Linked DNA regions of Homo sapiens: region 1 is linked to region 2. A link is an interaction called in ENCODE POLR2A ChIA-PET data of the cell type or tissue named here. Cell type or tissue: HepG2. All regions are shown on one strand. Each heading gives the region's core, and the rest is flanking DNA. Links, peaks and the distances in the headings are about the cores only.

What was found. ChIA-PET counts read pairs that join two places held together with the same protein. Peaks named below come from ENCODE experiments on the same cell type or tissue, not always from the same donor. Only the 100,000 strongest peaks of a DNase experiment are listed, where the experiment ranks them.
Region 1: POLR2A ChIA-PET joins it to region 2 with 12 read pairs; 15 of 35 experiments call an interaction of 5 or more read pairs at or near these places.

What each region holds. Positions count from the first base shown.
Region 1 is chr12:123,061,254-123,077,403 of GRCh38, reverse strand. The region is part of intron 2 of PITPNM2 (phosphatidylinositol transfer protein membrane associated 2); the gene reads left to right. Among named protein-coding and RNA genes, the nearest start is that of PITPNM2-AS1, 12 kb to the left of the region's middle. RefSeq lists enhancers at 6,213-7,085, 11,061-11,562, 11,721-12,583. In HepG2, for the core only: no CTCF peak of the experiment used is centred there; DNase peaks (open chromatin) are centred at 7,613 and 7,893; H3K4me3 peaks cover 718 bases.
Region 2 is chr12:123,133,941-123,150,090 of GRCh38, reverse strand. All of the region lies in intron 1 of PITPNM2 (phosphatidylinositol transfer protein membrane associated 2), which reads left to right. Among named protein-coding and RNA genes, the nearest start is that of PITPNM2, 9.1 kb to the left of the region's middle. In HepG2, for the core only: a CTCF peak has its summit at 6,781; DNase peaks (open chromatin) are centred at 6,870, 7,950, 8,280, 9,080 and 1 weaker place; H3K4me3 peaks cover 2,806 bases.

The sequences.
Region 1 (16,150 bases), core at 3,395-11,394, 71 kb after region 2:
GAGTGGTGATTGTTGGCCACACGTTGGCTGTCTCTCTGACCAATCCTTCATTATCTGAAAATGAGAGTTCAGTGAGGAAATGTTTTGTCCCTCTCCACCCCTGATAACAAGGGGTGTCCCTCCCCACCCCGATATCCCCCATAACCAAGATTTCCAAGAAGGTGGTGTAGGGAGGATCGTCTGCTGGCTGGCTTCAGGCAGAGCGGCCCTGCCAGTGTGTCTGTCTGGATAGCACCATCTGTTTGGGACAGCCCCTCGGCACAGTTTGGTCAGGCAGGATTTCAAGCCTGCTGCCCAGTGGGTCAACATTCTGCATCATTTCTTCCCCATCCCCAGTAGATGCATTCAGAATGACTCTTAAGTGGCTTTCCCAGAGGGAATCTGTGAGGCTAACCCCTCAGCAGCGCAGCCCGGGGAGACACACTCCGACCCATGCCCGGCACAGGCAGCTCCCACCGTGACCTCTGCTTCCTGTGCAGCAGGCAATGGAAAAAAGAACCCCTGGTTGTCAACAAGAACAGCTCCCGTGTTGATGGAAAGTGAGGGCCAAAGAAACCGGATTTAGCACCCAGTTCTTAGAAGTTATGGGTTTGAATGGTGTCTGAGAGTAACCCCTCTCTGATCTTTAAATAGGAAGTGTTACACCAAGTAGCCCTGTCTGACTCACCAGGGAGCTTCAGAGTTCAGGTACCAGGGAACCCATAGTCAACTCTGAAAGAGGCACTCAACTTGGAGGGCTGACTGCAGAGAAGTCTAGATGTTCCAGTATGTGTCTGTGTCTCAGGGTGCAGTGGGGATTGAGGGTGGGACCAGAATTGGCTCACAAAGTGAATAGTTGAATATAGGACTTCAGCCTCATGAGCACCTGATTGGATTCTGTTTTTTGTTTCAGCATTCTCTCTGTCAGATTGTTTTAATAACAGCATCAGAGCCTTGAAGGTGGCCTGAGACAGGACTCCCTGTGTGGTTCTGTGGTTGGGCATCTTTAAACTATGTTTATCTCCCCAAAGCCCTGTTTCTTTAAAACTGCCTTTGAGCCCCCCAGAGACCCTCAATTCTTGGTGCTTCTCTTTGAGCAATCAGATGGGTTACAACTGGGCAGGATGAGAGGAATGCTTTTGTGTCTGCACAGGTCTGTGCTGTTTCTTCCTCTGCTTTGGGGCTGGAGAATCACCCAGACCCTCCTGGCATCTGGGCGGTGTGCAGGCTTCTTAACAACATTACGGGCATCTGGATTCTGGTTGGTTGCTGGGAATTCTGATGGGTTTACGAGTTATGTGATGGGCGGGGAGGCCATGTGCTAGTTTTGTTTAGTTTGGTTTTGGTTTGCTAGTGAGCGGAAAATCTGATGTGACACCTTAAAGGCCAGCCCACAAGTGGCAGCACCTGATCGTCATCTCTGCTCTCAGCCTCTATGGGAGGCACCCGGCCCTGCCGTTGCTGCTGGGCTTCCTCTGCCCTGAGGGCTTTCGTGTGAGCTCAGGGCAATGCAAGTGTGTGTTCAGTTACCAAGCCCAAAAGTCAAAAGAACAGCCAGAGCCAAGCTGGCTTTTGAGGAGAGAGGCCGGCTCCTCCAGCCTGGCTGCATTTGCCTGAGGTAGATCGTGAGTGCTCTGCCCCAGCCTCTCCGCCCTCCTGTGTCCTTTCTCAGCGGCTGCTCTAAAGTATAACTTCACGTAGTGGTGACTTAACTTGAAAGGAGCCGCAGGGGGCGTGAGAGCAGCTTGGAGAGGTGGGAGCCTGGGCCGCCGATGGCTCCAGCCTGTGAAAGTGTGGAAAGCTCGTTCCAGGAAAATTGGAATAATCACCTCATTGGCTGGCTTTCAGGCGGTGAGTGGTTCTTTCTTTAATTTGACAGGAGCGCTGGGATTCAGGGAAGGGCGTGGTGGGAAGCCCTGTGGTTCAGACAGACCCCACGAAGCCAGTGAAGCTCCCAGGAGAAAGTCTGATTTATTTTTCCCTGGCCTGGCTTGCAGCATGGTGGAATCCACCACCCAGGCTGTGCTGGGCAGGACAGGCCGCTCTGATGCGGGTCAGAGATTCTGGGACTCAGAACATCTGCCTTGGCCCCCGCCCAGCCCGTGCCTAGCTTTGAAAAAGTCTGTTGGTGGTGTTGCATGATGACTTAAACTGCAGGAAGAGAGAAGCTCATGAACATTAAACTCTCCCCCAGTCTCTCTTGTGAGTTTCCTGAACACACACGTACTTATACATGCACATACACGCCTTTGCCCACAAGTGCACATATGCTTGCAGATACACACACACAGCCTCCCCACATGCACACTCACACAAATACATGTGCACATGCCATGCAGGCATGCACATGCAACTCACAAGCTCACACCCACATGCACGCACACACAAATATGTTTTCCCTGCCTGCTAGCAGGGGTGTACCTACCATTTGGCATTCTTCTCATGCTAACATGATCCCATGTAAACGGTTCCCAGGATTGTTAAGATCAGACAGCTGTCCTTTTTATGCATTGCTTTACAGCTCAGTGTCTCACCTGAGTGAGACAACTGTCCCTGTCCACTTCTGGAAAGAGCTGCCTCTGTTCCCTCTTTTCCTCCCTGGTGCTCTGTTGCATGGTCTGGTGTATTACAGGGATTGGCATGTTTGTGTCTGCAGGGGAGCCTCTGGGTGCTGGCTTTCTGTCCAGGGCTTCTGAGGGCCGCCAGCCCAAAGGGAAGGGATTCATCAGAGACTGATAAGCTTAGGGTGTACTGAGCTGTGAGGCCATATGTGTGTGTTTGTGTGTGTGTGTGGGTGGGTGGGTGTATGTGTAGGCATGTGTGTGTCTATGTGAGGTGTGTGATGTGTTTGCATATGCGTGTGTGGTGTGCTCATGTGGGGGGTGTATATGTGAGTGTGTGTTGTGTGCATATGGACATGTGTGTATTTATATGTGCATGTGTGGTATGTTGTGTGTGTGAGGTGTGTGTGCATGTGTGTGGCATGTATATGTGCCTGTGTGTGCCTATGGGGTATGTGAGAGTGTGTGCAGTGAATGTGAGTGTGGCATTTGTATTTGGGCATCTTTAACTTTGCATTCTGCTTCTCCCATTTTCTGCTTCAATTCCCAGAGCAGGGCTCAGCAAACTCCTTAACCTATGTCTGCACTGGGATCTTAAATCCACTTCACAGACACTTTCCCAAGTCTCATCTGATTTAACAGTTTGCAGCCACCCTAGAAGTACTTGGCGTTGCTCCCATTTTACAGATAAGTAGACCGAGTCTCGGAGGGTTGAGTAGCCTGCCTGTGAAGGCAGAACCAGAACTTGGATCCTTGGCTCTTTCACTCCTTCGCTCCCTCCCTCCCTCTGCCTCACTCATTAGTTATACATGCAACCTGCTCTGCACCGGGCATGGCTGCTGGGCTCTTGGCCTGAAGACTATATTCAGCCCTTGTCCTTCAGCGGGTGCTCAGTATGGGAGGAGGCCAAGGAGGTTGGGTGAGGAGAGCTGGGGGGTGCTCACTCTCCCTGCACTCCACGGCCACCCACCTTAGTTGTCTGAGAAGAGAAAAGGAAGGAATTAGAGAGAGGAAGGAGCAGGCAGCCTGGGGATGAGCTGGAGGAGAGCCCCCTGCATCTGCCCTACCACTCACTTGCCCCAGGGCTTCCACCCAGAGTACGAGGCCACTCTACACTGTGGAAAATCCGGGTCACTCTGATCCTGATCCACTGTTATTCTGCTATAGGAGCAGAGTGGCTCCCTTTCTTTTAAAAATTGCTACATCATGTATCATCAGAAAGACAGTCTGCATCGTGGGGTCTATGTGTTTTAGGCTGAGGATTTCAGCATTGGTGGCTCAGGGTAGTAGGAGCAGCACTGCACATGAGGAGATATGTGCCTCAGTTTCTTCATCTGTAACATAGAGATAACACTGTCTACTTCATGTGTCTCACCACAGAGAACAGGTGTGATGTGCTAGGAGATGAACCACCTGTGTAGGCGGTGGCGAATGGTAGGCTGTTGTTAGAGACAAGGCATTCCCATAACTTACTCTTCAATGGGTCAGGAGTGTTTATGCCCAGAGATGCACACAGAGAGCAGGAGGGACACAGATGCAAGGCAGATGGAACAAAAGGGAAGCAATTGCTGCTTTTGGGTAGTGTAGAGGGGAGTTCTTATGTTAGTTTTGCAATTTTTCCGTAGCTTAGAGACTATATGAAAATGAAATATGGAAGAAAAAAGGCTCATCCATTTAAGAGCTCTTCCTAAGAGGTTGAAAGTATACCGATGTAACAAATAGCAGAGGGTTTGTACCTTAACGACCCATGAGAAGCCAAGTGAATAAAACGGAAGCTCCATCCTCATGGAAGCTGGAGACAGCTGGCCATCCCTGAAGGGGATAGGGAGCTCTGGGGAGGGGGGCAGGCGATGGAATCACACCAGCCAAACTCTCAAGAGGCAGGGCTCTCCCTAAACACCAGGCCTCGGAAGTCAGGCTCCTTCCCTGATCCCTGTTGGGGCTCCGGATTCTGGCTTGGATGACTTCCCCAGGGCCCTTGCCTGGTGGCCACAGCCTCTTCTTCCAGAGCTCCAGGTGAGGGAAAGTTGTATCTTATGATGGTTTCCTGACTGGGTGCTGGTTTTATTTGGTCCAACGTTCAGTTGCAGGTTTACCCAGTAGGTCAGCTTTGTGGCCCTCTCTGCTGCCTTCGGCATCCTGAAAGCCCCTTTCAGATGAATGTTTAACCTCAAAACCTTGAGCAGCTGTTGACAGGGAGCACTAGGCCTGGAGTCTGAGAGTCTGGGGTCCCAGCTCTGCCCCAGTGGATCTCTCTGAGACCTGACTGTCTCCCTGACAAAGCCAAGTTTGGTGGGAATGAATGAATGAGGGACTTGAACATGCTCTGTCACTCTGCAAATGGTAGGTGTGTCTTGGGAGAAGACAGGAGAGGGACAATTGCCAGCCTTAACTTGCTGTCTACTTTGTGCCTCACTTTCCCCACCTTGTTGCCATAGTGAGAGGAATTTTCCTCATCAAGTCCCCATCACCTTTCTCTAAGCAAGACTATGCTCAGGGGCTGGAGGGCAGGGGAGAATGCAAGTTAGAAGACCTTGTCCCTGTCCCCTGTCTACCATCAGCCTGATTATAAGATCTTGGAGAATTCCTTTGACCTCTCGGAGCCTCAGTTTCCTGGTGTGCACAGCAGAGTTAGCGATGGATGCCCTCAGGAGAATGGGAAGGACAAATGGATGGTGTGTGCCCAGCACTTTGTTTCATGCCAGCGTCCTCACTTTTCCTGTCACCCTGTGCCCTTGTAAAGCACTTCACAGCTTTCTAGGCGTGGGCACACCATTATCACAGCCTGTGGCTGTGAACAGGCTTTGTCAAGCCTGTGCAGACAGAGAATGGGGAATGGGTAAATTTAAAACACTCCTTCCGCCTGACTTCATTTGCCTGCTGGGCCTGTGCTAATTGCATGGCTGAAGTCCCCTTTCCAGGACTCTAGATTCCTGAGATGGAAAGGATCGGGACTGGGCTGCTCTAGGACCTTCCTAAGCTGGTAGAAGAGCAAAACTTGGTAGTCATATAGGCTCGGGTTTTGAGTCCTGGCTGTGTGACCCACAGAAGCTGCTTAATCCCATTGCACCTCAGTTTCCTATTGTGTGGAATGGGAGTGATGGTCCCCCCATGGGCGTTGTGTGAGAATTCAAGATTCTGTGCTTCTTGCCTGCCTCGTCGCAGGAGCGTGTGAAGCGGATGATCGTCTTGTGGGGCTCTCCTCCAGTGTCAGATTGCTCTGTACCAGAGGCTGTCCTAGGATCAGGGCCAGGCCAACCGCTGCTTTTCATGCTCCCAAATGTTTGGAGAGCCAGTGCGGTGTCTTAGCCAGCAGAGCTTTCTGTCAGGAGGTGTGATCATCGAGCCGTTTGTACCCTGCCAGCCACCTGAACCCAGAGCCACTCCCTGGACTGAGCTTGCCCTCAGGGGAAGGTGGGCAGCAGAGTTATCCAGCCTGCGGGTCTCTCTCTGGCTGTCCTCCACCCTAGGAAGCACAACACGTGGTCAGCAGTGTGGCTTATGGGGAGCACAGGGAAAAGATGAGCAGCTCCATATTTCATGGCTGAAACTTGGATATGGCTGCAGTGCCAAGGAGGGGCCTCCCCTGGACCCAGAAAGAGCAGGGGCTGGAAGTTATGCTTGAGACACCAGCTGGCAGCTTCAACTTAGAGAAGAGCCGGCATGCCTGTCCCCCTCTGCTGCCTGCAGCCCTCTGCCCACCCTACTCAAGAGTTCAGCCTGTTGCTCCCTCCCAAGCAACAGTGGACACTCGAGGATCCCAGGTCGGACCTGCTAGATGGGGACACTGAGCCAGGCAGACCCAGGGCAGCTTTCCTGAGTTCCTTGGAATCACACTGAGCTGGGCCAGCTGGATAGGCTCCTGGAGGCAGAACGGAGTTCAACTCCCTCTCTCTGCTGGCCTCCTTCCCTGCATCCCCCTGTTTGCAGCTAGGAAGGGCTGACCTGGTGACTCGGTGACATCCCTTCCATGTGGCCCCAACATGAGTCACACGTCACGGCATTCTCTGAGTTGGGCAGATGCGCGAAGGGGCATGTTGATGTGGGGCCCTTAGGGCTGCCCCCACAACTAGCCTGGTCTGAAGAACCGGTTGGTCCTGTGGGGTTATTTAGAAGGCATGGGGGGCAGGCCTAAGCTCCCCAGCTCCTCCTTGGAAGAGGCCTGGCCTGTGTAAGCTGTTACTGCCTGGCTTGAGGAAGTGGCACACCGAGGAGCATCCTGTCTCATAGGGAGCCCATCCCATGGGCAGCTCTGCTCCTCAGGGCAGCCAGTGGAGCTGGGAGGGGGGACATCGCCTGCTTCCCAGACTCAGCGTGTGTCATGTTCCTCTGGGCTGCCCGGCCTGGGTGTTCTAGGAGGCCTCTGTCCAGAGGAGCAGACCTTCCCTGATGCCCACACCAACATGAATGCCTGCCATGAGGCCCTGAGGGTGCTGATGACAGCAGCTGTGACAGCGGTGCCATTGCCCACACGGTCCTGGGGCCCTTGGATACGGTCCAGCTCAAACCCCTTCACTATAGCTGGGACACTAAGGCCCACACAGGCCAGGGACCTGCTTCAGCTCCCAGGCCCTTGTTACCACCACTTGATGTGATCTTCTGTTTGCAGTCTGATAGCTTTCAGGGCCCAGTCCCTGCTCCCCACAGTGGACATGGGCTTAGGGCATGATTTAAGCCCCAAGAGCAGTGAAGAGAGCTGGGCTAGGGGCCAGGGCATGGCGACCTCTTGCCCCAGGCTCAAGGCTAGTAGAACCTCTGGACTCGTCTGTCCCTGGGCTGTATCTTATCAGCAGACTCTCCTGGCTGGGTCTTGCCAACCTGGGGACTCTTAGCTCCTTGCCAGTCACTCAGTGAGCCCCTGCTTGTCATATGAGCACCGGGTGCAGAGCCCCACTGCTGGGCAGCTTCCTGAGTGCATTGCATCTGGCTTTTCACTGTCACCTTGGGAAACGGTCAGGGCAGATGACCAGAATCTGTTCCAGGAAGGGGCCTGGAAGTTGGGTCACCTGCCCAAGGTCAGACAACTGTTCTGGGACAGAGTTTGGAATTAAAATCTTTTATCTAACAAATATTTGCTGGGTACCTACCTTTATTAAGCAACTGCTGTGGCCGAGCCCTGGGGACACAACTTTGAACAAGGCTCGGGCCCTGAGCTCCAAGGCAAACATGTGGCTACAGTGCAGTCTGATAAATGCCAAAAGGAAAGTGGGCGCAAGGTGCCCGGGGTGCTGACTCGGCCCACGGGGCTTGGGAAGGCTTCCAGGGGGCCTGGAAGGCGAGGAAGCTTCACCTGGGGGAAGGGCTCTTTGAGCACAGAGGACTCTGGCCATCTGATTCCAGGCCTATAGGGACCCCAGCAAGCCCAGGAGAGGTGTGGACTCTGGCCTTTTCTTTGCTGCGTGGCCTGCAGCAATCCCTGTCCTGTCTCCAGTCTCTCCATCTGTCTGCAGGGGAGATTGTACCAGGCCCCGTGTTTCATTCTCTGGAGGGCTTCCTGATAACCTCAGGAGATGTGTTTAAAACGCAGGTTCTGAGGCCTCTCACACAGAGGTTCTGATTTAGCAGGTCTGGGAGCAGCGCATAGGAATCTGCATTTTTTTCCTTTTTTTTTTTTTTAGAGAGTAGGTCTTACTCTGTTGTCCAGGCTGGAGTGCAGTGGTGCAATCATAGCTCACTGCAGCCTCCTGGGCTCAAGTCATCCTCCTGCCTCAGTCCCCTGAGTAGCTGGTTCTACAGGCACAATCCACCACTTCTGGCTAATTTTTAATTTTTTTGTATAGATGGGGTCTCACCATATTGCCCAGGCTAGTCTCAAACTCCTGGTCTCAAGCAATCCTCCCACCTCAGCTTTCCAAAGTGCTGGGATTAAGGGTGTGAGCCACTGTACCTGGCCCTGGAATCTACATTTTAAACAAGCTCACTGGGTGTTTCTAAAGCAGCTCATCCCTGTACTTCAGTTTGAGAAAAGCTGGACTTAACCATCTTGGCTCTGACATTATCAATCCTACAGTTGTCCTGACCATGTCCCTTGAAGTGGGCAGAGCCTATGGTGTTGGGGTGGTGGAGGTGCCTGGGGTTCGTAAGTGCTGGAGCTCTCTGAGATTCCAAACTCTGCAGAATCTCAGAGAAACCCTTGGTCATAGTCCTAAAGCTTCCAAAAGTCTTGGCCAACTCCCTCAGCTCCCCATTATGGGAGGGTCTCCAAAAGTGGAGACAGGTAGGGGATGCTGAGCCCCTTGGGGTTAGGGGGCTGTTAAGTATTTCTCAGATCTCGCTTCAAGCATTTCTGATTAGAAAGACCTGCAGTCCCTGCGTTAGTTCTTAAGGCTGTCTGCTTAGGGCTGGTGTGCCCAAGGATTATTTTTATTTATTTATTTATTTATTTATTTATTTATTTATTTATTTATTATTTTTTGGAGATGGAGTCTCGCTCTGTCGCCCAGGCTGGAGTGCAGTGGGGCAATCTTGGCTCACTGCAAGCTCCGCCTCCCAGGTTCACGCCATTCTCCTGCCTCAGCCTCCCAAGTAGCCACCTCACCCGGCTAATTTTTTGTATTTTTAGTAGAGACGGGGTTTCACCGTGTTAGCCAGGATGTTCTCGATCTCCTGACTTTGTGATCCGCCCACCTTGGCCTCCCAAAGTGCTGGGATTACAGGCGTGAGCCACCGTGCCCGGCCGTGCCCGTGGATTTTTAGCAAAGCTGAGCTGGCCTGACCTGACATGGGGGCCTAGAAAAAGCTGTTCAGGTACCATGTGGGGAGGTGGAGAAAGTGGGGAGGCTGGGCAGGGGGAGGCCAGTGCACTTTGGGCCACATGACTACTTCCCCTCAAGTGTCTTAAGAGCCTGGATGCAGACGGGTTTCTCACCGTTGGCTCCTCGCATGCCCTGAGCTAATTGGGCTGCAGCCCTGCTAACAGCCTGGTGACAGGCTGCCTCAGTCCTGCCCAGATGCTAGTGTCACCCTTCCAGCCAAGAGACCCATTGGCTGTTCTCCTGCAGGGTGCCCGGAGCAGGAGACACTAGCTGACCTATATGTGGTCAGCTCAGAGTGTGTCCTGTTTCCCAATGCCACAAACCCAATGTACTAGTTTCCTGGGGCTGCCGTCACAAATGACCACAAACTGCATGGCCTAAACAGCAGAAATTTATTCTCTCACAGTTCTGGAGGCCAGAAGTCTCAGATCAAGCTGTCAGCAGGACCACACTCCCTCTGAAAGCTCCAAGGAGAATCCTTCCTTGCCTCTTGCAGCTTCTGGTGGCCCCAAGTGTTCCTTGGCTTGTGGCTGCATCACTGCAGTCTCTGCCTCTGCCTTCACATGGCCTTCTCCTGTGTCTCCTGTGTCCTCTCCTCTTCTTCTTTTGCGTGTGTGTGTGTGTGTGTGTGTGTGTGTGTGTGTGTGTGTGTGTGATGGAGTTTCACCCTTGTCTCCCAGGCTGGAGTGCAGTGGCACAATCTTGGCTCACTGCAACCTCTGCCTCCTGGGTTCAAGCGATTCTCCTGCCTCAGCCTCCTGAGTAGCTGGGATTACAAGCATGTGCCACCATGTCCAGCTAATTTTTGTATTTTTGGTAGAGACGGGGTTTCACCATGTTGCCCATGCTGGTCTCGAACTCCTGACCTCAGGTGTTCCACCCACCTTGGTTCCCAAAGTGCTGGGATTACAGGCATGAGCCACCATGCATGGCCATGGCTGTAGACTCTCTCCTCTTCTTATAAGAACACCAGTCATTGGGTTTTGAGCCCATCCTCAATCCAGTATGATTTCATCTAGAAATCCTTCACTAATCATATCCACAAATACCCTATTTCCAAATAAGGTCACATTCTGAGGCTCTAGTTAGATGTGAATTTGGGGAGGGGGCTGCACTATTCAACCCCTTGCACCCAGCAGGCAGAATGTCACCAGATAAAGGGCAAACCTACTGCACTGGCCGGGGAGTGTGGCCTGGCAGCGGGTCCCAGGAAACACACCCAGGGCTTTTAGCAGCCTCAGGCCCTGTCATCAGCAAGGGCGACTTTGCCTCCACGAGTAGAATCAGAGAGCCCAGAGCAGCCGAGGGGGTCCAGTAGGCAGCCACTGTGGAGAGGGTGTACTAGTCAGACACGTATTTTAAGGTGTCCTGGAGGAGAAAGGCTGCATGTGGCTCCAAAAAGTCAATCAAGACCCCAGGTTGAGTCCCAGTGGGGCAAACTGTTCAGTATAGGAACTTTCTCTAATAGCAGTACCTTGTAGCCCATCCCAGGGGGTGGTTAAGCCCCTCTCACAGGATGGGCATTGCAGAGAGGAGTCTGTCTGTCTCCCAGCTCTCAGTCTGTGCTTGTCTCAGAGGTTCATGCCCCCACCCCCAACAGCTGTGGGGTGAGGTCACGGACTCACTCCACAAAGGCAGTGGAGATGATGGTGGCATACATAGCCAGACCCCTGCTCTTGCTCCTGGCTGGCTCATGAGTTTGTGGGTTGTGGGGAGTACCCACAATGCTCAGTCTTCAGGGCATCTACAGTGACGGCCCCTCACCCTCTGCCCCTGCCTGCACCAGCCCACTCCGTGTGTTTCCCAGCTTGGTCTTCTCTACCCCTCGTCAGGCCCTCCCCTTGCTCGATCTTGACACTTGGCCTCCTTCCTGGCCAGGCTGTCTGCCTGCATCCAGCCCTGGCTCCCTGAGCTCCTCTCGGATACATCACTGGGCACATGGTGGAGTGGCCATTTCAACACATGGCACCTGCAAGAGCTTTCATCTCCTTCCCCTGGCCCATCGCAGATGAGACACACTGACACCTCAGCTGTGAAGGTGACATTTGTCTACACACACGCACACAAACGCATACAGGGCTGGATACAACAAGGGACAAGGCTTAGGCCTGCTGCAGACCTTGGGTGAGTCTCTGCCCCACGTCTCCAGCAGTTAATGAAAGACAATCTTGCTCTGGGAAGCACTTCCTGCATCTGACTTCTAGAAGTCTCTGCTGTCCAGGATGACAGAGGGTGCCCCTGAATGCAGGAAGTGCTGAGTGTTGCCAGTACCAGTGCCCCTGTGGCTGCCTGACCACCATCCATTCCTTCCCATCCTCCTGCTGTGAGAGAACCAACAGACCACCTTGGGGATGATGTCCCCTAAGGCTCCCAGGCCAGCCCAGGGTGCCTGTTGGGGAGCTGCCTCCTCATCCTCACACCCACAGGCTTTACATACAATTAATCATTTAAAATGAACAGCCCTTCTGAGCTTGCTGGCCTCCTGCAAGTCTCACACCAACTTGCCAAAATCCTTTCCCTTTTCTGGGCCCCTTGCTTTTACCTGTCAAAAAGACATAATCTGCTGGGACAAGGTGTGTCAGCTGCTCCCACAGAGCCTGGTGCCTTGGAAATGCCCCATAAATGGTTGTTCCTGTCTTGCATCCTCCTGCCTCTCCTGCCAGCCCCGTTGGTTCCCCATTGACTCCGTCTCCAGTGTCTGCTGTGCACCTGCTCTGGGCAGAGCCCTGTGCGCTGTCCCTGGCACCAGGTGGCTCTCATGCTGCCCCTGCAAAGCAGCAGCTAGAGATGAGCTGAGTCCTGCTGCCTGCCCCATGACAGTGACTGGAGGGCTATGGGGGAACCCTGGATGCCATCGGGGACCTCTTCACCCTTTCTTCTGGTTTTTTGGATGCTCTCGGAAAGCCTTCTGGGTGGCCCCTTGAGCTTGACCTCACAGACCGATGAGGCAGCTGCTCCAGGCTCAGCACTGCAGTTGCACAAGGATGGACAGGGCCTTGTGCAGCCGTCCAGGGGCCTCCAGCGGCTGTGGGTGGCAAGTGCCTGCAGAATGGGGGCTGTAGCTCAGCTGTCCCAATGGGAGACTCTGAGCAAGGCTCTGAAGGGTGAGCAGGGCATGGCAGGCCCAGGCTGAGGACATCTCAGGTGCCCAGTGCCTCACTGTCACCTCATTTAATCCCACTCAACCCTCCAAGGTGGGTGGTGGTCCACAAATGGGTACACTGAGGCCTGGAGCAGGTAAAGGACTTGCTCAAAGACAAGGCTTGAATGTGAACGTGGTCTGGCCCCAGAGCTAGTCACTCCCTGTGTCCTGCTGCATCTGATTCATTGTGTTGTTTGTTTCCCACTAGCTTTTTTTTGCAGGGTGAGGGTGATGTGCTTACCCCCACAACCTTCCCTGATTTTCTCCTGTTCCTGCTGTTGTATTTGGGGCTGTTCAGTGCCTCCTCACTTCCCACCCTGTTGACACAGGGGTGTTGCTGGGCTCGTTTTGTTTTTGACCCAGTCAGCCTGGCAGGGAAGTGGCGGGCTGTGCGCAGAGCTTCCCGAAATAGCCCCAGGCTCCCCGCCAAAGATAGAGGAGCCAGACTGTGCGCGATGGGCTTGGGCCAGTTGAAAGATGTCTTGGTTCCCTACTCCCCTCAGCTCCCCTGCCCTGTGCCACCCCCAGCCCAGGTCTTGATGCTCCTGCACATACCTGTGCCCCGTGGTGGCTGAGAGCCTCCTGTGGGCTGCAGGCCTTGGGGTGCTGGTTGGGATCGGTTTGGTGTCACCCTGGGCCCAGAATGAGGAGTTCTCATCCCTTCCCTGCTACTGACTTGCCCGATGACCTTGACCAAGTCCCTGTCGCTCTCTTGGTTTCCATTTTCCAATTTGGAGTGGGGAGAGTGCGTCTGTCTGCCTGCTGGCAGCGTTGCTGGGAGGGTCGAAACAGTGAGCAACGGCCCCAACCCTGGGAAGGCTGGCAATAATGCATAGTGACAAAATGATATCAATGATTTGTTTCCCCTAGTCCTGACTGTTTTGAGTGTGGGGACACAGTTCTTTAGCAGGGCTGATCCCCAGCATCACCATCACCATCACCATCATCATTATAGTAATAATAGCGGCTGCTGCTGTTGCTTGGGTGTTGTGTGCTGGGTGCTTTACATTGATTGTCTGTTAATTTATTCCCCTTACTACCCTATGAGGTGTGTGTGGTATTGGACTAGGTCCACATACCTATAAAATGAAGGTCCACATACCTTCACCTATAAAATGAAGAACTGAGGCTCAGAGAGTTTAAGTAACTTCCTTAAGACCAAGTGAGGGGTGGAGCTGTGTGATCAGAGCACCATTCTGATGTCAAAGCCTGAGTTCTGCCTGCAATGCTGTGACCCCTCCTCCAGGGGTCCCTGCTCTAGGCTTTTCCTTCCAGACCTGGAGCCTGGTCTCGTGGGGGCTGCTCTTGGCAGCCAGAGCATCCAGTAGGTCTCATCTGCATTCTGACCAGAGAGCCCTGGTGTAGGACAGAGACCCACAAGGGGCTCTGCCTCCAAAGAGAGCCCTGGGGGAGAGGGAGACGCTTCTGGGACTGAAGGGGCCACTTATTTTAGCCCCCTCTTTTAAATATTATGCATTTAAGCAACGTCACAGAACAGAGTCAGCAAGCACTTCCTAAGCACCAGCTGTGTGCCAAGCCCTGGGGGCTCCTGTGTGCCTCTCACCAAGCCCAAGAGGCCTGTTTCACTCAGACTTTGCAGGTGAAGAAATGCAGCCCAGCCAGGGGCGCAGGCCACCTGCCCAAGGCCACCTATCTAAGGCCACCGGCTGGGCAGTGGCAGTGCTGGTACCAGAGCCAGGTCTGCCTGGCATACCTGCCCCTTCTCCACACTGCAGAGATGAGGAAGCTCTCAACCACCAAGCCCTGCCGTGTTCCTCATTCCTGCCTACCCTTGCTTGCCCAGTCACAGGCCTGGAAACACAGGCCTTGCCCTGAGCAGGGGTCAGCGGGCCCTGGGGCAACACAGGTTCCGTCAGCAGAGCTGGGCTCTGCGTCCTTGTGGACCTATGTGCCCGCAGGCCTGTGTTATGAATATATTTATAGGCATTGCTGTTTGTGTGTGTGTGCACATTTGCTTTCGTGTGTGACTCATCTCTTTGGACTGTGTTCCCCAAGGTCACAGGGCCTGGTGAGTTTTAGAGGCAGAGCACATGTCACCCCTCATCTGTCCTGCATTGGTAGTGGGGTGAAGCAGGGGTGATATGCAGTTGGTTCACACAGATATGTGGTGAAAACATTGATGTGCAGATCCACAATTCCTTATCCTCAATTCCAAAATCCAGCACACTGAAAACCAGACACTTTTTTGTAACTCATTTGGCAGCAAAATTTTTCCTGAACTGAGGTGAGGCTATTTATAGTCCAAGTGAGGCTATTTATAGTCTTTATGTATTCTATATTCATGTCTTTCACTGCAGAGAGTTCAATGTATTTGTTTATTGGATGCTGCTGAGATATGCAGCTTTACCTGTCTAAAGTTCAGGATATTCTGAAATCCTAGATACATCTAGCCCCAAGAGCAAGAGTGCTGTACTTTTTTTTGCTGGTAAATAGCCTCTGCCCCTGCCCCGTCCCCCTTATTGTCCCTTCCCTGGGATTTCTGGAGCTAAGTGGGCAATGCTGTCCACAGGCACCTCCAGGATTCCCCCAGCCCCACAGCCAGCAGCAGTGCCCAGGGGTTAGATATTTTTAGTATTCCTGTGGGTGACAGAACACATCTTGGTTGCCAGGCATAGTGTTCTACCCCCTCACTGGACGTATTACCACCTCCCTTTACAGATGAGTAAACCAAGGCTCAGTTGCAAGTATCAGATCTAAGGACGGAGAGATGAGAAGTGCAGGCGCTGGACCCCAAACTTTCCCTTCCACCTGGCTGCCTGTCTGGGAGGGAGTCTGGGGACTCAGGAACCTGTCTCCCTGGATTTGTTGAAATGGGAAGCAGCAAGCATCAGGGTCCCAGGTGCACCGGAGGGGAGCAGACAGATGCAAGCCAGGCTGCTCTACTTGGCAGGGAGAAGGAGGAGGAGGAGCAGGGGCCCCTCAGTTGCTGCAGGGCCTCCCTAGGAACTTACCGCCTACCTCTACACCGTAGTTCCTGCTTCTCAGAGTCCCTTTGTTAGAACACCTGTGCCTTCCTCCGCACCCAACTCCATCTCTTCCCAGCAGCCAGCCCTCATAGCTGCTCCGGCTCTTGGGTCTTTCCTCCAGAACTCTCTGAAGCCACTGGCACATAGGGAGATGGCATAACTTTGTCCAAACTCTGTCGGCAGCTGTTCTTGGGGACCCTGCTAGCAGCCACCTTCTCCTACAACCTTCAGAAGCTCCCTTGGATGCAGGAGCTTTGTCAGGGCCTGAAAGCCCCAGGCTTCCCCCTTTTTCTGACTCCCCAGTGTACAAGTTCTTTCCCATTTCCTGTGAGACGCATCATCTTGTGATGACCAATGACTCCCACCATCCACCACATTGACCCTGGCTCAGAAGCCTTTGGTCTGAGAAGCTTCTTGCCCACTGGGACGCCTCCTATCCACCCTGCCCAAGCCATGCCTGACGTGCCATAGTGCAGTGAGAGGGCCTACTCTTGGACAGTGGAGAGATCTGGGACAGGGTTATGGCTGTAGTGGTTAACCATCCTTGGATTGTAGGCACGTCAGCAGACCTCTCCAGAGCTTGTTTCCTGTTTCCTCATCTGCAGAGTGGGCTTAGGGTTGGCTGCCCTCACAGAGCTGTTGATGAGGATTGGCCTTAGGGCAGGCATCCTGCATAGACCGTGCCTTGTCATGAGCCCTGTTACCCTTCCCCCATTCCACTAGCAG
Region 2 (16,150 bases), core at 4,857-12,856:
CCCAAACGGCCACTCCAGGTGAACATAGTGCGCGCGGTGCAAATGTCATTTCAAGGCAAGTCCTCCAGGCTTGTCCCCTTTCCACCGACTTGCTCCTGCAGAGACATCCTGCACTCCTCTCCCTCCCACTGAAGTGTGGGCTGGGTGCCTCTCCAAACACCCCGGCCTACCTGCCTCCCCCACCCAGAGTCGGGATTCTTCAAAGGAGACCTCACTGGAACATCTGTCTTTGTCCACAACCAGCTCTCTCCCCGGCCTCCACCTGGGAGTGACCAGAGCTGCTAGGATAGACCCCCCACTTCTGGAGGGAAGGCAGTAAGTGCTCCCCTTCATCTGAATCTCCCCTAACATCCATCCCCCAGACTCCTCTCTGCTCTGAACTCCCACTGCCTGCTATCTGTATCTCCTGTGTAACTCTTATCACCGTCTGCCTTATTTTATAGTTACTTTTCCATCTGCCTTATCTCCCCTGCTGGACGGTGAGCTCCCGGGCTGGAGTTGATTCATCTCTGGTCTCCTGCCCTGGTCAGTACCCTGCGTGGAGTCAGTGTCTCCGTGGAGCAGAAGGCCCCTCCAACGCTTGCCTCTGGGACCATAGCTTGTCTGATTCCTGGACTGTTGCTGTTAAATTACTTTCCTTCCATGAAGGGACTGTATTCTGTGGTTGGAATGGACTTCCAGCCCTCTCCCACTGCAGAGAGAAACACAATGAGTTAGGAAGGGCTGTTTTTCTTGTAAGGAGTGGCTTGCCAAGTGAACAGGACAGTACATCCTCTGCCCTGAAGATGGCCAGGCAAAGACTCCAGATTCTCTGGGTAGTGAGTGTTGAATGGGCCATTCTCTCTCCTGGTCTTCCCCAGCTGCTCAGGCGTGGGAGGCAGCAGGGGAGAGAAGTGGACTGCGGGAGTCGAGAGACTGGGGTTCCAGGCCTGGCTTTTCCCATAACTTGCTACAGGAGCTTAACTAAGTCACTTGGTTTCTCTTGGTTTTGGTTGCACCTTATGGAATCTGAAAGAATTCCTCTGCGTATCTAAGGCCCCCTGGGATCTGGGTCCTGTCTACCTTTTCTGCCTCCTCTCCTACCATTTCATTCATACCCTAAGCTGCAGTCCTCTCAGGCTACCTAGAGGCTTTCAAAGGCATGGTGCTCCCATGCCCTCCCTCTCCCCAGGTGCCTTCAACTCTTCACTGGTTGAGACCCAGTCTTGGCCTTCGCAGGTGGAATTGGTCCCTCTTCTGATTTTCGAACCACCCTAGTCTGATTTGCTTGCCACACAGAATGGCCCTTATCTGTTTACACGTGCCCCCCACTAGACTGTGAGCTCCTGGGCGGTTAGTGCTGTATCACGTTTCTCTGCATCCCCAATGCTTTGCTGCACAGTAAGGTACTTAGGAAAATAGTGAGAGGGTTGGCCTAGATCACCACTGAGAGCCCTTCTTGTCCAGAGTTGATTGCTTATACATTCTCTGTTATGGGGACCCGTTGCCTTCCTCCGTGTCTAGAGGCCTGTTTTAACACCAAGCAGATAGATGCTCTCCTAACCAGCCCATCTAGTTAAAGTCTTTCCAACTTGGTCTTCGAGAAGACCAGTCATAGAGGATGTGCAGTTATCTGTAGAGATTAGCAGAGGAAACGTCTGGTACTTTGAGATCACTGCCTTGCTGTTTTTGGAAAAAATGCCAGGGCCGTGTGCTCTTTAATGTAAGCGTAGTGGTATTGCTCCAGTGTCTTTGGCCATGGGCAGGAGGAGCCACTGCTTATGACCGCAGAGTCAATCCAAAATGAGCCATTGTACGCCAGTTCTCAACTTCGCTTAGATGAGATCAATCCCTTTGCAGATAGTCACCCTGAAAGCTGCTTAACAGGACTCCCTGCCTCCAAACACAGATGCGGCTAAGTGGTCTTTGCACAGCTTCTCTGTAGGTCATTTGGTTGATGTTTATTAAGCTTTTACTGGTACCCTGGAATGTTATCAAATAGAGCCATGGCAAATCCTCATCTGGTTTACTCTAAAACCATAATCTGAGGCATTTTCCCCTTTCTAAAGGCTTCTTACAGTGACCCATATTAAAATTTTCTTTTAGAATTTAGGGCCAGGCAAACTTTGCCTTCCCGCAGGAAACTAGGTTGCTTTCTCCTTTGATAATGAAAAGGAAAGTGGGGAAGGAAAACACGTTTTGTTTGTATACTATGCACCATGCAGTGTGCTTGGGCCTCCCTGACACACTGTGCAGGGTAGGTTGTATTCTTCCCCTTTTTCCCAGAGAAAGAAGTTAAGACACACAGAGAGGTCAACTAACTTGCCCAAGTTTCCCTGGATTTGCACTCAGTTCTGCTTCTTTGCCACACTATGTGTGGCTCTTTCTATACCACACTGTCTTTCCAACTGATTATGTTTCTCCTCTTCTCCTTGGCTTCCAGGCTGCTCAGCACACAATGTGATATTCTGTCTAGCAACTATATTACCCTCAACATCAGCATATTTATTGCTGCTTTCCTGAACTGTCTCTTTTTCTGTGTGTGTGTTTATGTATAAATCTCTCTATATATATTCTTTATAAAGTCATCACAAAAGGCTTCTGGAAAACTGTATGGATAAGTGAATTAAATATAGTAAGTAACATTGCTAGCTGGGCGTGGTGGTGTGCGCCTGTAGCTGAGATGGGAGGATCCCTTTAGCCTAGGAGTTTCAGGCTGCAGTGAGTTATGATTGTGCCACTGCACTCCAGCCTGGGCAGCAGAGTGAGAAAAGAAAAAATAAATAAAAATAAAAAGGTAACATTGTACCTAACACACTAACTCACAGTGTGGTTAGGGAGATGAGTCCATGGGGAACAAAGGGTATGTGTGATAAGAGTTGTTGAAGGTAGAGTTCAGAGGAGGAGATGCCCTTTCTGGGTAAGGCAGTCAGGGTTGACTTCCTGAAAGAAGTGGGACTTGAAGGGGGCTTGAAGAATGGGTAGTTTTGATAGTCCACAGCAACTGTAAAGGTGTGTAGGACTTAGAGTCTAAAATCTCTGGTCATCACAATGGCCCTGCAGAACAGGTCTTCTGGTGGGAAAGGAGAGAATTGGTCCAGATATTAAAGTGGGGAACCTGGTGATGCCTTTTTCAAATCCTCTGTATCTTTGATGGAGGGTCCCAGAAGACTGGAGCTGGGAGGGCCTGCACCCTGTTGAGGATGAGAGGCAGAGGCTGGCAGAATAGAAGTGATTTGCACAAGACCTCTCTTCTAGCCTGGAACCCAAGTCCCTGATTACCGGTTTAATGCTCTTTTTTAAAAGTGACAGCCCTGTACATGGGTCCTTGTTTCCTGTGAAATGAGTATGGAGCATTGACCTCCTCACGCCCAACCTAGCAACACCAGGACAAACCTCTGCTAAACATTTATGGTCAAAGACACGACGAGTGCTGTTAGGAGGGGCAGGCTGGCATTTGCTTACTCTTTTTTTTTTTTAAACTTTTATTGTATTTTTTAAAAATTATTATTATTTTTAGATGGAATTTCGCTCTTGTTGCCCAGGCTGCAGTGCAATGATGTGATCTTGGCTCACTGCAACCTCTGCCTCCCAGATTCAAGCGATTCTCCTGCCTCAGCCTCCTGGGTAGCTGGGATTACAGGCGCCCACCACCACACCGGGCTAATTTTTGTATTTTTAGTAGAGATGGGTTTTGCCATGTTGGCCAGGCTGGTCTCGAACTCCTGACCTCCAGTGATCCGCCCACCTTGGCCTCCCAAAGTGCTGGTATTACAGACATGAGCCACCACGCCCAGCTGTTAACTTTTAAGTTCAGGGGTACAAGCACAGGTTTGTTGTGTCGGTAGACTTGTGTCATGAGGGCTTGTTATACAGATCATTTCATCACTCAGGTACTAAACCTAGTACCCATTAGTTATTTTTCCTGATCCTCTCCCTCCTCCCACCCTCCACCCTCCAATAAGTCCCAGTGTGTGTTACCCCCCTCTATGTGTCCGTGTGTTCTCACCTTTAGCTCCCACTTATAAGTAAGAACTTGTGGTGTTTGGTTTTCTGTTCTTTCATTAGTTTGCTAAGAATAATGGCCTCCAGTTTCATCCATGTTCCTGCAAAGGACATGATCTCATTCTTTTTTATGACTGTATAGTATTCTATACTATGTGTATATATACCACATTTTCTTTTCCAGTCTACCATTGATGGGGCATTTAGGTTGATTCCATGTCTTTGCTATTGTGAATAGTGCTGCAATGAACATACGTGTGCCTGTATCTTTATGATAGAACGATATTTTTAGTAGAGACGACGTCTTGCTATGTTGCCCAGACTGGTCTGGAACTCCCAGGTTCAAGCAGTCCTCTTGAGGTGTGAGCCATTGTGGCTGGCCAAATTACTTATATTAACAACTGCCCTTGCTAGAGGACACAAAGGAGATTAACCAACAGGCAGGTTTCCGGTAACAGACAAATCAAAAACCCAAGACAACCTTGGAGAGAGAGCATGGAAAAATCAGTTTCACACTCTCCTTGTTGAAGTTCCCCATTCTTCATAAAGCTTTTCCTTGAGTGCCATTGCCTCTGAAGTCCCTTATCTCTATTGTGGAAAGGGGTCTTATTAAGACCTGGCTAGTCAGAAAGATCAGAGGTCATGATCAGGGACGTCAGCGGGAGTCATGGGTCCAGGGAAAAGGCAGAGTGTTATCAGAGCAGCAGCAGGACCCAAGAGACCTCAAGGCTGATTCCAGCCTTGGAGCAGAAGCTGACAGCTCAAACTCCCTATTGGGTGTGGACATGCCAACCTGCAGCCTTAGGAGCACATGAATGTAGGGTGGAATAGCTCTGTCTGAGGAAAGTATATCCTGACTATGCATACATGTATGCATAGTTATTTGATTCATATTGTTGGCCATAGTTAGGTTCTTCTTTTTTTATTTTTTGTGACAGGGTCTCTCTCTGTCTCCCAGGCTGGAGTGCAGTGGTGCAATCATTGCTCACTGCAGCTTCAAACTCCTGGGCCCAATGATCCTCCTGCCTCAGCCTCCTGAGTAGCTGGGACTACAGACTTGTGCACCACGCTGGCTAACATAGTTATGTTCTATAAAGTCCCTCTTCAAACACTGAGTTAGTGAACACTGAACCACTGCTCCTAGGGAAAACACAGGGTTAGGCTCCTTTGAGCCTGCGGGGACAATATTTTCTTTAACCAATCCATATGTAATCTTATTTTATATATGTTTCTGTTAAAAGAGATCGGGCATGGTGGCTCATGCCTATAATCCCAGCACTTTGGGAGGCCGAGGCGGGTGGATTACCTGAGGTCAGGAGTTCGAGACCAGACTGGCCAACATGGTGAAACCCTGTGTCTACTAAAAATACAAAAATTGGCTGGGCACAGTGGCTCATGCCTGTAATCCTAGCACTTTGGGAGGCCGAGGTGGGCAGATAATGAGGTCAAGAGATCGAGACCATCCTGGCCAACATGGTGAAACCCCATCTCTACTAAAAATACAAAAATTAGCTGGGTTTGGTGGTGTCCATCTGTAATCCCAGCTACTCAGGAGGCTAAGGCAGGAGAATTGCTTGAACCCAGGAGGTGGAGGTTGCAGTGAGCCGAGATCGTGCCCCTGCACTCTGGCCTGGCGACAGAGTGAGACTCTGTCTCAAAACAACAACAAAAAAGACACCCTATTTAATATGTATCATTGATTCATTAACATTAAACTCCTGGCCATCAACACTGTGACTCATGTCTGAATGAAGCTTCTCTAACACAAGAGATTTTCTCTGCACATCATAATCATCTTGCACCCAAGAACTAGACTGCACCTCAGCACTGTGATTGGGGGCCATTCCAAACAGCAAAATCACCAACACAAAGCACACAAGTGCCAAAAATGTGGCACTGCACAGACCACAAAAAGGACACGTGTTTCCATTAGGAGAGCTGAGATGGGAAGATAGAGGATGTCCCCTCGTTCAACCTCAGCAGGGAATGTGCCATCAGGCAACTCAAATTTTTTGCCAATTTGCACAAATTTGAAAATGAATTTGAAAGCACCATGAGCATTGATTTTGGGGTTACAGATAAATTTTAGTGACTAGGGTAATTCACAAATATGGAATCCATGGATAGTGAGGATCTGCCACCTTTGGCATCATGTCAGCCCCCACGGTGTATCCAGCCTAGCTCAGGGCACCTCACAATGCTGATGGTACTTAATGGATGAAGACTGGAGCTGCGGGATGAGGCTGTGGGCAGATTCTTGTGTTTGCTTGTCTTAGGTGCTACAGAAAGACAAGCTGTCCTCCCTCAGCCCTGCTGTAGCTTCTTCTAGAAGGGCTGCTGCCAGCAGAATGGTGCCCATCTCTCTCTGCTCAAGTCTACAGGTAGGAGGGACCCTGTACTTTCATGCAGTGGGTTCTGGCGGCAGCCCTGCAATAGACTTGGCCTTTCTTAGGAGCTGAGACCAATCCTTCTCCCAAAGGAATAATCCTCTTACGGAGGTGTTTCAGGCCAAGATGGGGGGTTCCTGGGGCCCCCATGCCTCAAATTGTGGCCTTCTTATGCCTGGGCTCTCTCAGAGGAAGCTTTCCCAAGTCTTTTGCCTGTTGTGTGCCCTCTTAAGAGTTCGTACGTACGTCATACGGATTATTACTGTTTCTCCTCTGCAGAGCTGTTTATTTCCCCTTTTGAGAGGTGGCTCCTGGGGAGGGCCTGAATTTTCTCTTTTGGCAGCTGGGGGGCTTCCCTTCCAAGTCTGACTCACAGGCTGTGCTGTGGAGCAGGGCTGTGCACTTTGCTTCTGTTGTCCTCCTGGGATTAGAATCAGGCCCTTGGGCTTCCCAGCCCCCTAGGGAGGGCTCACTGGGCACCAGTGTCCTGCATGAGGTGGTGAGCCAGTGGGAGAGCTTGTTATGGGTGCTGCTGGCTCCACCCTCTGCTGTCTCTCTAGACAGCCCCTTGGAGGGAGGGATCGAGGGAGGGGGGAGGGGGATAGGGATGGGTGTGTCAGGGTAGAAATAGGTGGCTATTCCCAGCTTTCATCAGTGGCGTGAGGTTGTCTGAGAGGCAGGGCTTCCCCACAGGTGTGGATGCGTGCTTAACACTGGCTTGGCGACGGTGCTCTGGAGAACAGGAGGACATTCTTCCTCTCACACTGAAGGGCCCATTTAAGTGCTTTCCTTGGTACTTTATAACAGTTGACTTTTCACTTGCTTTTTTTTTTTTTTCATAAGAGGGAGAAAAACTCAACATTTTTTGCAATTAGAATTTTTCCCATGTGGGTAATCACACTGGAAAAAAGCATTTAAATCCTTTGAAAACCACACATAAGTGAGGCTCACGGAGCAGGGGGAACATTCAATCAGCAGGGGTGGCCAGACGTGGAGGCACTTCAGCGGGTTATCGTGTAAGGAAACAATTATTTTACATTTATTTTGGGTTTGCTTGTTGCAGCATATTTCAATTAGTTCATCAGTGTTGTGCATCTGACAGGCCAAACGTTTATTGTGGTTGAACCATCTGGGAGGTGGGAGGCCTGCAGCCTTCCCCATGGCAGTCAGGAACTACTAGTTTAAAGGAAATTTGTTTGATGTGTTTAAGAACCCAACACTAAAACACCATTAATAACAAAATCCTCAAGAATTCTGAAAGCACTCTCACCTATTTCGCCATCAGTTGGGCATGCATCACTCGAGACTTCATTCTTCCCCTAAGCGGGACATTTTCCAATACGCTGAAGCAAAGTTTTGAAGTGGCTTACTTAATTGGTCCAGAGCACGATTTGTATTAACCCAGCAAGGAAAATAGCTCACTAATTTATATTTGAGTGTGAAATAGCTTATGCATTTGCTGCTGGGAGTAGCAAGGGATGCATTTAGCGGATTCTTGCCATTAGTATGCAGCTGAGCTCCTGTCCTGTACTGTGATAGAGAGTATTAGTTTGACTTCAGTTCCCAGCCTTGGGTGACTCACCAGAGCATTGTGAGTTCACGGTAGTGACTGCTGACCGGTGCAATTTGTCGTGCACTCTTTGAATACCAAGATTTTATAGTACCTGATTTCACCCATTTTTCATTTTACTTCAATTATTCCTCCCCACCACACCCCCACTAAAAGTTCTCTTTCCTGAGGAATGTTCTGTCTGACTTTCCAGCAGGGGGGATAAAGGAATTTAGAATCAAACAAATAGGAGAGCCAGAAGGAGCACTGGAAAAAACCGAGTCCAAGGGTTTGACCTTTCCACAAAGGGGAATGACTTTCCATTTCCCTGAAACCCTGAGATCACAGGGCTGGGTGTGGGGTGTTGGCAGTGGAGCGGGATTAAGACTCAAGGACACAGCTAGTGAGCTGGAGGCCGGCTCATAAAATCTGGGACGTGCAGCTCACTCAGGTTTGTCTTGGTGGCCTGGGAGCTGCAGGACTGGTGCTTGCAGGGTTCAGGCCAGTGGCTCCTATACCATACCCAGCCTCGTCGACTCTGTGTTATGGGCTTTTCTGGTGCTTAAGATTCCTGCTCCAGGAGACGGCTGCTCTTCCCTCTCCAGGAGACGGCTGCTCTTCTTTCTCCAGGGAAGCCTCCAAACCAGAGGCATCCCTGGCGTATCCCAGCTGCTTCTCAGGCTGGGGGGATCTTAGCTATTTGTGTTTGAGTTGCTGGTGCCAGGCCCAGTGGCATGGTAGTGATCCAGCGTCTGTGGATTGTTCTTGCAGAGGCAGTGGCTGGAGGTGCAGAGGGGAGGGGCCTTTCCCGCTTACCCACCTTTTGTCTAAGACACCGCAGTGCATGGCATACTTCTGCCCATTGTGCTTCACAGGACTCTCACAAATGTTGCTGTGCCCATTTTACAGGTGAGGAAACTGAGGCTCAGAGAAGTCATGGTATGGCCCTCAGTGCTTTCATTTTTTGTGTCTCACAGATGGGGACCCTAAGACTCAGAGATGTCATGACTTAGGCCTCACCACACAGGGAGTTAACTGCTGGCTGGACTCTAGACCTGATCCCTCATGTTCATGCTTGTGTTTGGTCATGTTCTGTTACACAGCCTGTGCTGTTGTTTTAAAAAATCCATCAGTATTTCCTGATCTAGTTGAGTCTAAGCAGTACAAAGTACCTTTCAATTTGGGTTTGTATGGGGTTTTTTTTTTTCCCTTTTCTTTTTTCCAAGAGGAAAACAGAATTCCTCTTCTGTTTGTTCTGTAGCTTTTCCTTTTCAAAGAGGCCAAAGGGATGCATGGACTTAGAGCAGATTCACCAAGACAGGATTACATGCTCTGGGATCACATCTGTCTATGTGACTTTGAGGCCAAATTTGGACCTACTTGTGAAGTTGTCCAGCCATGCACCTGTAGGCTGGAGGTTAGAGAGCAGGAGTGGGGTCTAGCTAGGCCTCTGGGGTGTGGTCCTGGGGGGTTTAGGAGTCTTACTTGAGAGTCAGTGCCTTTTTCTCCCTTTAAGGGAGAACAACGTTCAGACTGGCTGGGTGACAGCTGGTCAAGCAGATCCCTGTTTATGGCCTCCTTTCTGTTAGGGGGTGGGGCAGGGGATTTTTTTAAAAAGAGCACAGTTCCTAGCGGCTTGTCCTGGAGGAGGGGCCTCGCTCACCTCCAGCCAGAGCCAGCTTAGTCTCCATCTTTCCCTGAGCCTGCTCATTTTTGCTCTTTTCCTTGTTCTCTGACTCATTAAAGAAGGAGCAGGGGCCCAGAGCTGACCTCATGAATAGGGCAACAGGAAGCCAGGTTGGGGAGGAGGAGGCTGGAACTGGTGGCTGTGTCCTCTGGGGGTGCCCACTTTCCTTGCTGTCTCTGGGCTGTTCTGGGCTGAAGGAGCAGAAGGGCCTGTGGCCACTGGGCTAAGAGGATTAAGAGGTGATGCAGGTGGTCCCAGTGTGGGAACCTCTGACTCAGGTCCCCTTAGCAGGAGTTATAGGGCCTGCGTTCCCCGGGGGCCTAAGGGGGCATGTTCAGAGCAGCTGAACCTGGTTCTTGATCTAGATAGAGACACATCCCTTGAACTTCTCAGACCATCTAGAGTCAGACCTGCGTTGCTGTCCTCTTGATTTAGCTCCCAGGACCTGGGTGTCCCAGCCAGCCTGTGGGGTGCCAGGGGACACTGAGTTATCCCTTTTTAGGTTTCCTCAGGTTGCCTAACTTGGTTCTAAATTTGAAAGAGGGATTTAATTAAATCTCTGGATGAAAGAAAACTTGGGGGAGGTGGTCTGTGGGGAAGGGGTGATAATAAGTCATACCTGGAAAAGTAGAAGTGGACTACTTGGCCTCTGGGATGGACAGGGATTCCCCAGAAAGCAAACAATGAGGTCTCAGGGCTGGGCCTCCCTTCTCTCCAGGTGGTGGATTGCCAGTTTATTCCTACTCTCACTATAGTCTTGCCTAGGTGCTTAGAATAACCCAGAAAGATTCTAAGCTTCTGGCCATGTTAAGGCCTCAGATGCAGAGAGAAAATGCAGTAGATTCCAGCAGATGTGGTGTGTGGGAGAGGACAGGAAGGGTCTCTGGAAGCCCAGTGGAAAAAGAGAGGCACCAGGTGAGGCTTTGGACAGAGCAGGAAAGAAGGCAGAGATGTGCAGTTGTCTGTTGTTTTTTTTTTTTTTTGAGAGGTAATCTCTCATTGTCGCCCAGGCTGGAGTGCAGTGGCACGATCTCGCCTCATTGCAAGCTCCGCCTCCCGGGTTCATGCCATTCTTCTGCCTCAGCCTCCTGAGTAGCTGGGACTACAGGCGCCCGCCACCACACCCAGCTAATTTTTTTGTGTTTTTAGTAGAGACAGGGTTTCACTGTGTTAGCCAGGATGGTCTCCATCTCCTGACCTTGTGATCCGCCTGCCTCGGCCTCCCAAAGTGCTGGGATTACAGGTGTGAGCCACCGTGCCTGGCCAACGATTGTCTGTTTTTAAAAACTGAGGTGAATTTACACATGATATGAAATTAACCATTTTAATTATTTATTTATTTATTTTTGAGACAGGATCTCACTCTCTCCCAGGTTGGGGTGCAGTAGCACAATCGTAGCTCACTGCAACCTCAACCTCCTGGGCTCAAGGGATCCTCCTGCCTCAGCCTCCCAAGTAGCTGGGACTACAGGCGTGCATCACAGTGCCTGGCTAATTGCCTAATTTTTTGTAGAGACAGGGTCTTGCTATGTTGCCCAGGCTGGTCTTGAACTCCTGGCTTCAAGTGATCCTCCTGCCTGGGCCTCTCAAAGTGCTGGGATTACAGGTGTGAATCACTGTGCCCAGCCTGTAAAATTAAAATTTAATTTTATAAAATTGAAAGGATTTTTAAAGTATATAATTCAGTGTTATATAGTATATTCACAGCAGTGTGCACTCACTGGCTCTATCGAATTCCAGAACACTTTCATCACTCCAGAAGGAGACCCTACACCCATTGGCAGTCACTCCCCATTCTTCCCTCTCCCAGCCCCCTGGCAACAACTCATCTACTTTCTGTTTCTATTGATTTACCTGTTCTGAACATTTCATATTTATATTAAATGGAATCATATAATGTATGGCCTTTTGTGTCTGGTTTCTTTCACATAACATAGTGTTTTCAAGGTTCAACCATGTTGTATCATGGATCAGTACTTCATTCCTTTTTTTGTGGTAAAATATACATAATATAACATTTACCATTTTAAACATTTTTATTTTTGAAACAGGGTCTCTCTCTGTTGCTTGTGCAGTGACACCAACACAGCTTACTGCAGCCTCGAACTCCTGGGCTCAAGTGATCCTCTTGCCTCAGCCTCCCGAGTAGCTGGGACTACAGGCACGCACCACCATGTCTGGATAATTTTTGTATTTTTTTGCAGAGATGGGGTTTTGCCATGTTGCCCAGGCTGGTCTTGAACTCCTGAGCTCAAGCGATCCACCCACCTCAGCCTCCCAAAGTGTTGGGATTACAGGCGTGAACCATTGCACCGGCCGTCTTTTCTTTTTAAGACTGACTAATGGTTCATTGTAGGCATACACCACATTTTCTTTCTTCATTCATCCATTGATAGACGTTTAGATGTTTCTGGGCTAGTGAAATTTTGACTTTGGTTTGCCTCTGGATGAGGAACAACAAAAGACAACTGAACTAGGAGGGTTTAGGGACCCAGAGACATCAGTTGTCCCATTTCCAAGGTAAGTGACCACTGACAGTTGCATCTTTCTTTTGTTTTGCTTTCTTCTTCTTCTTCTTTTTTTTTTTTTTTGAGACAGAATCTCGCTCTGTCACCCAGGCTGGAGTACAGTGGTGTGATCTTGGCTCACTGCAGCCTCCATCTCCCGGGTTCAAGTGATTCTCCTGCCTCAGCCTCCTGAGTAGCTGGCACTACAGACACGCACCACCACGTCCCGCTAATTTTTGTATTTTTAGTAGAGATGGGGTTTCACTTTGTTGGCCAGGCTGGTCTTAAACTCCTGGCCTCAAGTGATCCGCCTGTCTCGGCCTCCCAAAGTGCTGGGATGATAGGTGTGAGCTACTGCACCCAGCCACGAGAGCACCTTTCTGTGCCTTGGTTCCAATACCCACCTGGTAACAGTAGCAGTGGTCCCTCAAGGCTGCTGTGTGGATTCAGAGAGACTGGCTGGGAGGGTGGCTTTATGAGCTGTCAAGTACACTCATGAGCTGCTGTTGTCCTGGTCAGGCACAGAGCAGGTATTCATCAGTCATGAGTATGAGGGTTGGTAGGGCACAGCCTTCTTCTGCCCACCTCGGCCTTCCATGATCTGGAAGGAGCCAGAGGGGCTCACCTGTGATTCTATCTGCCAGAGGGCCCCCTTTCCTGAAGAGGTTCTGGGGCCAGCTCCAGGAAAAGGTGGCAGGTATGTGTCCTGGCTCTTGGTGGCCTTCAGAATGTGTGCTGACTCCTAACAGATAGTGGTAGGGAAGGCACGAGACACATAGCCTCCTGTAGTTCTGTCCCCTTGGTCCGCCTCTTTGGTGCTCCAGGAAATGAATCCAGGAGGATGACATGGGCAGCCGCCTGGGTGGCTGGCTCAGAGCGGAAAGTCAGTCTGGCATTCACGAAGTCACACTTGCCCTCATTAGGCTAATTAACTTTCGATGTGGAAGTGCTCCATGAGCAAGTGACTTAGGAAATCCATTATCAGGCCAGGGTCAATTTTGTGTGCTGTGGTGCCTATGACGCTGTTCTGTACATTTCCATATTCACCAATTAAGGGGGCTTAATTATTATTATTATTTTTTTTGAGACGGAGTCTCGCTCTATCTGGCCAGAGTGCAGTGGCACAATCTCGGCTCACTGCAATCCCTGCCTCCTGAGTTCAAGCGATTCTTCTGCCTCAGCCTCCTGAATAGCTGGGACTACAGGCGCCTGCCACCATGCCTGGCTAATTTTTTGTATTTTTAGTAGAGACGGGGTTTCACTGCATTAGCCAGGATGGTGTCAATCTCCTGACCTCGTGATCCACCCACCTCAGCCTCCCAAAATGCTGGGATTACAGGTGTGAGCCACCATGCCTGGCCAAGTGCTTAATTATTAACTTAGGGCTGGGTGACTAAGGAGGAGTTGCATTCAACATGCTTTGAGAATTTTAAGGCCATTTGTGAATTAGCTGTAATATGGTAAATAATCATACTCTTAATCTTGTGAGCTGTGTTCTAGATTACATGGAAGATAAGCTGAGGCCGAGGGGTTGATTTATTGAAGGCCACAGGGATTGAGACTGAGGGGGAGTCAGAAAGAACAAGAAGGAGGCCCTTTTCTTTAACACCAAGTTAAATTTCTATTTTTTGTTATTTTTTCTGGTTTTGATAAATGAGTTTAATTTTTTTTTTTTGAGACAGAGTCTCGCTCTGTTGCCCAGGCTGGAGTGCAGTGGTGCGATCTCGGCTCACTGCAAGCTCTGCCTCCTGGGTTCACGCCGTTCTCCTGCCTTAACCTCCCAAGTAGCTGGGACTACAGGTAACTGCCACCACACCTGGCTAATTTTTTGTATTTTTAGTAGAGACAGGGTTTCACCAAGTTAGCCAGGATCTTCTTGATCTCCTGACCTCGTGATCCACCTGCCTCAGCCTCCCAAAAGTGCTGGGATTACAGGGGTGAGCCACTGCGCCTGGCCAAAAAAATTTTAAGTAATGTATGTTCATGGGAAATTAACAAAGATAAATTAAAAAACCAAATAATTAAAAAATGTCCATCAACTGATGAATGGGTAAAGAAAATGTGGTATATACATTCAACAAAATATTATTCAGCCATGAAAAAGAAGGAAATCCCAAAATGGGTAGGGTGGCACGGGCTTGCAGTTGCAGCTACTTGGGAGGATCACTTGAGCTCAGGAGTTTGGGGCTATGGTGTGCTATGATCTCGCCTGTTAATAGCTACTGCACTCCAGCCTGGGCAGCGTAGCGAGACGCCGTCTCTAAAAAACCAAACAAAAAGGGAAATCCTGCCACGTGGAATAACATGGATGAACGTTTAGGACATTATGTTACATGAAATAGAACAGTCACAGAAACGCAAATACTGCATGATCTCACTTATACAAGGTACCTAGAGTAGTCAAATTCATAGACTCAGAGAGTGGAATGGTGGTTGCCAGGTCTGAGGGGAGGAAGCAATGGGGAGTTAGTAATCTACAGGCATAATGTTTTAGTCAAGTGAGATGAATAAGCTCTAGAGATCTGCTATACAACATTGTACTTATAGTCAACAATAACATATTTTACACTTAAGTTTTGTTAAGGGGGGGGGTCATATGTTACTATGGTTATCACAGTAAAATTTTTAAAACGTCAAATGGTTTAAAAATATTTAAAATGAAAGTACATTATTCCTAGCTATAAACATGTTTTATTTTTGCTTTTTTAAAAAAATGGAACCTGAACCTACCTATAGGCTGCAGGTTTGTTCCTGCCACCGGGAAGGATCCCACCTTCACCCTGGACGTCTTTGCTTGACTTCTGCCTTTGTGGTCTCCTAGACTGGGTGTGGCCACATTTAATTCAGCATGTGTAAAGTGCTGGCTGGTGTGGGGCGTTTCCAGCTGACACAGAGTGGGCACTGCGAAAGGCTGCTTTCCATGAGAATGTCTGTCCACATGGTTAGGTTCCCAGGCTAGCCCACCAACAAAACATGATCTATCGTGCAGCTGAATTTCTGAGCTTTCTCCTGCTAGGCCCACCAGCTACAGCACCTGTGCTTGTTGGGGAACTTACTGAATATCAGAGCCTCACTTCATCCCACAACAACCCTCTGTAGTCAGCTCTGTTGTACAGATGAGAAAACTGAGTCCCGCAGAGGCCTTATTTCCTCAAGGTCCCATGGCTAACAGATTCAAATTTAGGCCACCTGGCCCTGAGCTTTATGTTAAAGTGCTGCTTTTGACAGTTCACCACACAACGGGCCTATTTTGGAGTTAAATAGGCTTTTGGAGTTAAGTAGGCTCAAAAGCCTACTTAACCTTGGAATCTAAGCATTTTGTAAAACCTTTTTTTTTTCCCTTGTAAGTGGGAAAACCTGTCCTGGGCGCACCCAAGAAGGAACACTTCATGTTTTCAAGGCTTGAGAGGAGCCTCCCTGCAGCCTGGTTTGAAGGAGGCATTTGTGTGTGCAAGAACGGTTGTGCCTGGAGGGCTTCCTGGCACTGACTCATGCGAAGCCCATTTGTCCAGGACCCTGTGGGTGACACCGCCGCAGACTCTTGCAGGAGGTGTGGAGTGGTGGTTTCCATCACATCACCAATGTCCTGGGTGTGCTCTTACCTGGTCATATGGCTCAGGGGTGGTCACCGGGCTTGGCAGACCCCAGCACTTTGGGAGGCCAAGGTGGGCAGATCGCAAGGTCAGAAGATCGCGACCATCTTGGCTAACATGGTAAAACCCTGTCTCTACTAAAAATACAAAAAATTAGGTGGGCGTGGTGGCACGCGTCTGTAGTCCCAGCTACTTGGGAGACTGAGGCAGGAGAATAGCTTGAACCAGAGGCGGAGGTTGCAGTGAGCCAAGATCACGCCTCTGCACTCCAGCCTGGGCAACAGAGCGAGACTCGATCTAAAAAAAAAATGGATAAAGTAGCTCCTGGTTGGAGATATTCCTTATATTGTTGAAATCTTTGCCTATCCCTCAGTCTCTATGTTTTTCAGAGTAATGAGGCTGGGGCCGGATGCGGTGGCTCACGCCTGTAATCTCAGCACTTG